2 separate regions of the Homo sapiens genome follow, and region 2 is linked to region 1. Evidence: chromatin loops called from intact Hi-C (ENCODE). Cell type or tissue: PC-3. All regions are shown on one strand. Region 1 overlaps COG5 (component of oligomeric golgi complex 5). Region 2 overlaps COG5 (component of oligomeric golgi complex 5).

Evidence for each region. Hi-C counts contacts between places; a loop is a spot of excess contacts. Peaks named below come from ENCODE experiments on the same cell type or tissue, not always from the same donor. Only the 100,000 strongest peaks of a DNase experiment are listed, where the experiment ranks them.
Region 2: it touches region 1 in a loop (2.2-fold over the local background); 1 of 110 quality-filtered maps calls a loop at or near these places.

What each region holds. Positions count from the first base shown.
Region 1 is chr7:107,228,590-107,232,589 of GRCh38, reverse strand. It overlaps COG5 (component of oligomeric golgi complex 5), which reads left to right. Exons shown (of 22, transcript NM_006348.5): 19 at 1,899-1,975. All of the region lies in intron 2 of LOC124901721 (a long non-coding RNA gene), which reads right to left. Among named protein-coding and RNA genes, the nearest start is that of HBP1, 62 kb to the right of the region's middle. In PC-3, no CTCF peak of the experiment used is centred here; DNase peaks (open chromatin) are centred at 2,029 and 2,999; H3K4me3 peaks cover 550 bases; H3K27ac peaks cover 3,455 bases.
Region 2 is chr7:107,325,891-107,329,890 of GRCh38, reverse strand. The region is part of intron 10 of COG5 (component of oligomeric golgi complex 5); the gene reads left to right. Among named protein-coding and RNA genes, the nearest start is that of GPR22, 140 kb to the left of the region's middle. In PC-3, no CTCF peak of the experiment used is centred here; a DNase peak (open chromatin) is centred at 1,750; H3K27ac peaks cover 1,091 bases.

The sequences.
Region 1 (4,000 bases):
GGTCATATTTTCTCATATCGTAACTTTTTCCTAGCCATTTATTTGTTTTAACATTTGGTCCTGCTCAAGTGCTAAGGCAAAGGTTGTCTTTGAAGACAGTGATTCCACTAGAGTAGTTGAGAAATTGACAAAAACACTTCGTGAAAAATATATAATTTCAGTATGTAAAAAACCATTATATAGAGAGAGGTATTTGAATGGAATTATATCAAAGATACAGTGATAATCACATTTTTCCTTTGTGCTCAGTGTAAAGTAAGTGACACATATGGAAAGAAAACAGAAATTCCTACCCAGTGAATAAATGAAACAGGTTCCAAAGAACAGCCTATCACCTACTGTCTTTTGAGTTGGGCACACTGGCTCACAGCTGTTCTGTTTTGCATTGTTGGCAAGAATCCTTTTTCTTCCTTACATTTTTATCTTTATATTTATTTATGATTCTTCATTTTATAGTTTCCCAGCCATATAAGGTTTCCTTCTAGGACATGCAGTATGCAATCCATGTCTTTAATATGTTATGAGAGAAATTAACCTGGTTACTGTTCATCCTCAAGACCATCCCAAGGAAGCTTCTCCAACTCTCTCGACACTGAGGTCATAAGTTTGACATAGCACTTATCATTTTGCTTAATAAGAATCATTATGTGTGTATGTATGTGTGTTTATATATGTTTATATGTGGACATATACACAAATACTTTTGATTTTGTTGATAATCATATTGTTTTAATAAATAAATATCCCCTTCATTAAATTTGAGAATTTAGTGAAGGCAAGATAGTCTAATCATCTAATCATCTAATCCTCATATCTAGCTTGGTACCTAGCACTAAGGCAGTCAAAATGTTTCTCAAATGAGTGATCGATTGGGTCTCTATAGTGTACCCATGGCAAGGAGATTTTAAGCAATTTTTTGTAAGGGTGGCCAGCAGGACAGAAGCCTTAAATCATATGTGCTTCTTGAAGAAAGGTGCTGTACTATCAGGGAGCAGCCTATTCTCAACCATTTTCTAAACCATTCTTTACCAGGGCGCTATTTATAGCAAGAGTGGAGAAGCAGTCTATCACCTGAGTAGCACATATGCAAAAAGTTCGCATATGCACTTGGTAGAAAAGAACAGGTAACCTAATTAATGACAAGTAGAATTTCCAGTCAAAGGAGGAAAATAAAGAGAAGTGAAACCAAGATTTGCTAAATTCTTGAGTTAGGTAGCATATTAATTTATTAATAATTGAAAAGAGAAAAATTTTTAAACACTGATAATAATTGCTGACAATTAACAGCACTTATATGCTATGCACATAAAGCTTTGTGGGATTATCTTTTAATTTGCATTATTCTATTAAGTAGGTATTATTATCTCCATTTTACAGATGAGAGACCTGAGACTTAAAGAGGTGAAGTAACTTATCCAGGGTCACAAACTAGTAACTAGTATCAGCATTTGGAATGCTGATATAGATGTGCTACTAAAAGCTCCAGAGTTAGTCCTTTTAATTACTTGAGCCACACTGACTGATAAAAATTGTCATCATTTATATTGAATGTAAAAAGACTTGTAATGCCTAAAGTATAGGCATGCAGTCTTGAAAATTTTCCTTTTCCTTATTTTTCAATGGATAAATGATATAAACTTTTTCCTTTTATATAACAAAAAATGTTTTTTTTTTATTTTCATGAAGGAATTGTCTCATCTTGGGCCCTCTTAGTAAATAAATGCAAAAATTATGTAAGTGCTTACCTTTTAATAAATTTAGTTGGCCATCACAACTTGCCTTACAGTCCAGATAAAATTAAGTTTACTGCAAGCTACAACTTTCTGTGATCCGGGTCTTTCCCAAATTCCCCTAATGATTCTGACATTACAACAATGGAGTATATTTTAATATTTCAGATGGAGTTGGCTGTGGGTCCATTCTGTAGACGAGTATCTGATTTAGGAAAGTCCTATCGGATGCTGAGATCATTCAGGTAAGACCGAATTCTTTGTTCATACATTCATATCCTCCAGGCAAATAAATCCTTTCTGTGCAGGTTGAACTTCATAAAATTGCCAATATTCAACCATTTTTGATCTACAACAATGGCAATTTCATGATTCATCTTAGAAAGTATTCAAATCAGAAACCCATATAGATATTTATGTAATGACTAATAAATTAGAGGGTATGTGTATTTTCTTAGTCACAGTTCACAAGATTAAGCTGGTAAATTATGCTTTTCTTGGGGAGAATTTTTTTTTTTATTTTTAGCTTCCGATTCTTATAGAAATGTAATACTAGGCAATTCATAATTATATAGACAAGTTTTTCTGAAATGTTCATTTGTTCATTTATCATTTTTAACCCAGTCTGCTTCTAACAGGTCATAAGTTACATTCCAAGATATGGATATGATAAAACTATTGAATGAAGTATTAAAAGAATCAAGTTCATGGCTGAGCACGGTGGCTCATGCCTATAATCCCAGCACTTTGGGAGGCCGAGGCAGGTGGATCATCTGAGGTCAGGAGATCAAGACCATCCTGGCCAACATGGTGAAACTCTGTCTCCACTAAAAATACAAAAATTAGCTGGGCATGGTGGTGCACACCTGTAGTTCCAGCTACTGGGGAGGCTGAGGCAGGAGAATCGCTTGAACCAGGGAGTCAGAGGTTGCAGTGAGCCGAGATCACGCCAGTGCACCCCAGCCTGGCGACAGAGTGAGACTCTGTCTCAAAAAAAAAAACAAAAAAAAAAAACAAAAACCAAAAAAAAAACAGAAGAATCTAGTTCAATGATGAAGTGCAGAGAATGACTATAAATGTAATAGGTAACTTAGCCTAATGCAGTTGAGCAAAAAATTTAGTACTGAGCGGAGAAATCACTTTACAAAGAAACACAAGAGTTGATTCATATTCATGATCTAACAGAATACCAGTATAATAGAGAGAAAAGTCCTTGTCAGTGCTGAACACTTAGATTTTTTTCAGCTCAGATTTTAAGGAACGTTGAATAACATTGAGTAATGACTGTGGTCTTTACTAGCCGATTTTTAGAAGATAAGGAGATGTTATTCATATGGCTGTTTATTTAGTAAATCAGAACTTTATAAGTTGTTTACATCATAGCACAAACAGAAGAAGATATTTTGTTTTTTGAGATGGAGTCTTGCTCTGTCACCAGGCTGGAGTGCAGTGGCACGATCTTGGCTCACTGCAACTTCCACCTCCCGGGTTCAAGCGATTCTCCTGTCTCTGCCTCCTGAGTAGCTGGGATTACAGGAACACGCCACCACACTCAGCTAATTTTTGTATTTTTAGTATAGACGGTGTTTCACCATGTTGGCCAGGATGGTCTCGATCTCCTCTCCTCGTGATCTGCCTGCCTCGGCCTCCCAAAGTGCTGAGATTACAGGCGTGAGCCACTGCGCCTAGCCGAAGAAGATATTTTCATTTAAAAAGGTGGCCAACCCTAAGGGCTGAGGGGATCAACATAATATTTTGTGACCACAGCATACCAGATGGGAGGCCTTTATATAAACTGTCCATAATATCCAAGTGCATAATGGTTGAAGATTTCTCAATAAGGATAAGATAACAGAGTACAGGTATGCAGCTTTCTAAAAACCAACTCAGTACTGGAAACTAGAGGATCAATAAGCAGTATGTCCTTTAAATGATCGCTTTGCTCTCTTCTGTCATCAAGCTTTGGTAGTAGAAACTTCTGGTGGAATATAAGAAATATAAGAATCCAATATTGTTGATTGAGAGGGAATCCGTATATTTTACCTCGCCTGTTTGTAATTAGCACAGGCCTTTTTTTTTTTTTAATGGCAACACAAGAGTCTGGATTTTATTTTTTCTCAAATGAAAGATCACTGCCCATCTGTACAGAGATGAGTTTTAGGAAAACTTAAAGTGAGATCACAAATGCTTTCAGATACCTTCTTTGTATCAGCTCAAATCTTTTTAAAACTGTTTAAGTATTTTGTTGAAGCTATAGAGTTCTGCACTAC
Region 2 (4,000 bases), 97 kb before region 1:
CAGGGTCTTATTCTGTCATCCAGGCTGGATTGCAGTGATGTGATCCTGGCTCACTGCAGCCTTGAACTCCTGAGCTAAAGCAGTCTCCTGCCTCAGCCTCCAAAGTAGCTGAGACCACAGGCACATGCTCCCACACTCAGCTAATTTTTTAAATTTTTGTGTAGAAACGGGGGGGGTCTCGCTGTTGCCAAGGATGGTCTTGAACTCCTGGCCTCAAGCGATCCTCCCACCTTGGCCTCCCAAAGTGTTGGAATTACAGGTATGAGCCACTGCACATGGCAATAACATTTCTGACTACCGTTTGATAATTAAAATTAACATTCTATCTTTTTATATTTTGGTAGGAGATATAGATTTACTATTATATAGTATAGTATATGTACATATACTATTATATATGTGTATATATAGGGATACATCATACATACACAGCATATACATATCTGTATAAATAGATGGGTATATAGATATAGAAAATCATTGCTTTAACATACTATCTTACCCCAAATCCACCTTTTTATTATTATCTTCTATACTTTCCCATTCCCTCTGAATCTACTTTATATCTCTTTATGTCTCCCAAGGACTTTTCACATCCTTTCTTGTTCCAACAGCTATGTGTCCTTCTTAGTACATCTCTTTAGTAGCTGCCTCTAGCTGTTAATTTAGACCAGTCCTTGGGATGGATTGATTGATTTATTCAACAATTGTATTAGGATATCAGGGTTCTTCAGAGAAACAAAAGCAACAGGAAATGTTATATATTTGTATGTAGAAAATAAGGAATTGGCCAATGGGATTATGGACACAAGTCTGTAGATCTGTAGATCTGTAGTTGGCAAGCTGGAAAGCCAATGATGTAGTCCCAGTCCAAAGGCCTGCAGGCTCAGACCTAGAAAAAGCTGGCGTTTCAGTGGTGGCGTGTGCCTGTAGTCCCAGGTACTCAGGAAGCTGAGGCAGGAGAATCGCTTGAGCCCGGGAGGCGGAGGTTGCAATGAGCCAAGATCACACCACTGCACTCCAGCCTGGGCGACAGAGCGAGACTCCGTCTTAAAATAATAATAATAAAAACATAATAAAATAATAAAAATAAAATAAATTGTTTTCTGTTTCCAAAAAGTTTCCTTAAAAATATTTCTACTATTGTTTTAACTAGTGAAATTTCTTAAGAGTTTTATGGGGGAAAGAATCTCAGGCTATGATAATTGTACTAAAATGTGTATTAGAATAACTTTTTTAAATAAGGGAAGTAACTAATTCATTTTCCCTGTCCCCCATCTCTTGGCAATTACCATTATTCTTTCTGCTTCTAAGAGTTTGACTATTTTAGCTACTTCATATAAGTAGAATCTTGCAGCATTTATCTTTTTGTGACTGGCTTGTTTCACTTAGTGTAACATCTTCAAGGTTCATTCATATTGTAGCATATGATAGGATTTCTTTCTTTTTTAAGACTGAAGAGTGTTCTATTGTAAGTACAGTCATACACCACATAATGACATTTCAGTCAATGACAGGCTGCACATACAACTGTGGCCTCATAAGACTGTAGTACTGTATATTTGCTGTGTCTTTTTGATGTTTAGATACACAAATGTACTATTGTGTTACAATTACCTACAGTATTCATTACAATGACATGTACAAGTTTGTAGCCCAGGAGTGATAGGCTATCACATAAAGCCTGCTTGTGTAGTAGGCTATCCCTTCTAGGTTTGTGTAAGTACATTCTGTGATTTTTGCACAATGACAGAATTGCCTGAGGCATTTCTCAGGCACATTCCTATCATTCAGAAATGCATGACTGAATGAATATACTACATTTTCTTTATCCATTCATTCTTTGATAGACATTTGGGTTGTTATCATCTCTTGGCTTTTATGAATAATGCTGCAGTAAACATGAGTATTCAAATAAATCTTCAAGATCCTGCTTTCAGCTCTTTTACTTATATACCCAGAAGTGGAATTGCTGGATCATATGGTAATTTTGAGCAACCTCCCTAATGTTTTCCATAGTGGCTACACTATTTTACATTTCTACCAACAGTGCACAAAATTTCCAGTTTCTCCACATCCTCGCTGAGACTTGTTATTTACCAGTTTTTTATAGTAGCCATCCTAATGGATGTGAGATGACATCTCAGTATGGTTTTGATTTGCATTTCCATGATAATTAGTGATATTGAGCATCTTTTCATGTGCTTGTTGGCCAGCCATTTATTTATTTGCTTTGGAGAAGTGTCTACTCAAGTCCTTTGCCTGTTTTTTAATCATGGTATTTGTTTTTTTAATTGTTGAATTGTCAGAGCCATTTATATATTCTGAATATTAACTCCTTATTAGATATATGGTTAGCAAATGTTTTCCCCCATTCTGTAGGTTGCCTTTTTACTCTATTGATTGTTTCCTTTCCTGCACAGAAAATCTCAAGTTAGGTATAGTCCAGTTTGTCTATTTCTGCTTTTGTTGCCTGTGTTCATGGTGTCCTATACAAGAATTATTGCCAAATCCAGTGTCACAGAGCTTTTCTCCTATGTTTTTTTTCTAGGAGTTATAATTTCAGGTCTTAGGTTTAGGTCCTTAATCCATTTTGAGTTAGTTTTTATACATGGTATGAGGTAAAGTTTCAACTTTATTCTTTTGCATGCGTATATCCAGTTTTCCCAGCAGCATTTATTGAAGAGACTGTCCTTTTCCTATTGTGTAGCCTTGGCACCCTTGTTCAAGATTGTATGACTGTATACTTGATCGTTTATTTTTTTGTCTCTCTACTCCATTGGTCCCTATGTCTGTCTTTATGCTGGTACCATACTGTTTTGATTCCTGAAGCTTGGTAATATGGTTTTTTCCATTTGGATGGGTTTTATTTGGGTTTTTAGAGATAGGATCTCCCTTTGTTGCCCAGGCTGGCTGCAAACACCTAGGCTCAAGCAATTCTCCCACCTCATCCTCCAAGTAGCTGAGACTACAGGTGTGTTCCACTGCACCTGGCTCTGTAATATGTCTTGAAGTCAGGAAGTCTGAGGCCTCTAGCTTTGTTTGTTTGTTTTTTCCCTCAAGAAAGATATTTGGATATTTGGGATCCCTGGAGATTCTCTATTAATTTTAGTATTTTTTTATTTCTGCAAAAATGCCATTGAGATTTTGAGAATCTGCAGATCATTTGGGGAGTATGGACATTTTAACATTATTAGGTCTTCCAACCCATAACACAGTATGCTTTCCATTTACTTGTGTCTTCTTTAATTTCTTTCAACCATATCGTGTAGTTTTCAGTATACAAGTTTTTTACCTTCTTGAATAAGTTTATTCTTAAGTATTCTTTTGGATACTGTTATAAAAGTAGGGTAGTTTTCTTCATTTTTTTCTGGCTATTTCATTGTTAGTTTGTAGAAACACACTAATTTTTATGTGTTGATTTTGTAGGCTACAACTTGGCTGAATTCAGTTATTATTTTAACAGGCCTTTTTGAGGAGTCTAGGATTATCTACATACAAGATCATATCATCTAGAAACAGATATAATTTTACTTCTTCCATTCCAATTTGGATGCTTTTTATTTCTTTTTCTTGCTTGGTCCTTCTGGCAGGACTCCTAGTACTATATTGTATAGAAGTGGTAAGAGTGGGCATCCTGGCCTTGTTCCTGATCTTAGAGGGAAAGCTTTCTGTTTCGCACCATGGAGTAGGATGTTAGCTGCAGATTTTTCTTATGTGGCCCTTATTATGTTGATGTAATTTCCTTCGAGTCCTAGTTTGTTGAGTGTTTTTATCATCAGATGGTGTTAAATTTTGTTTAATGCTTTTTCTGCATTAATTGAGACGACCATGTGGTTTTAGTCCTTCATTCTGTTAATGTGGTATATTATACTTCCTTAACATGATGAAAAGCATCTACTTTAAACTAAGATATGCAAGACATAATACATAAAATCTTAGGAATCTGAATGTATTTTCTGATCGTTGCATAAGAAATCAACAATGATTTGATTTGCCT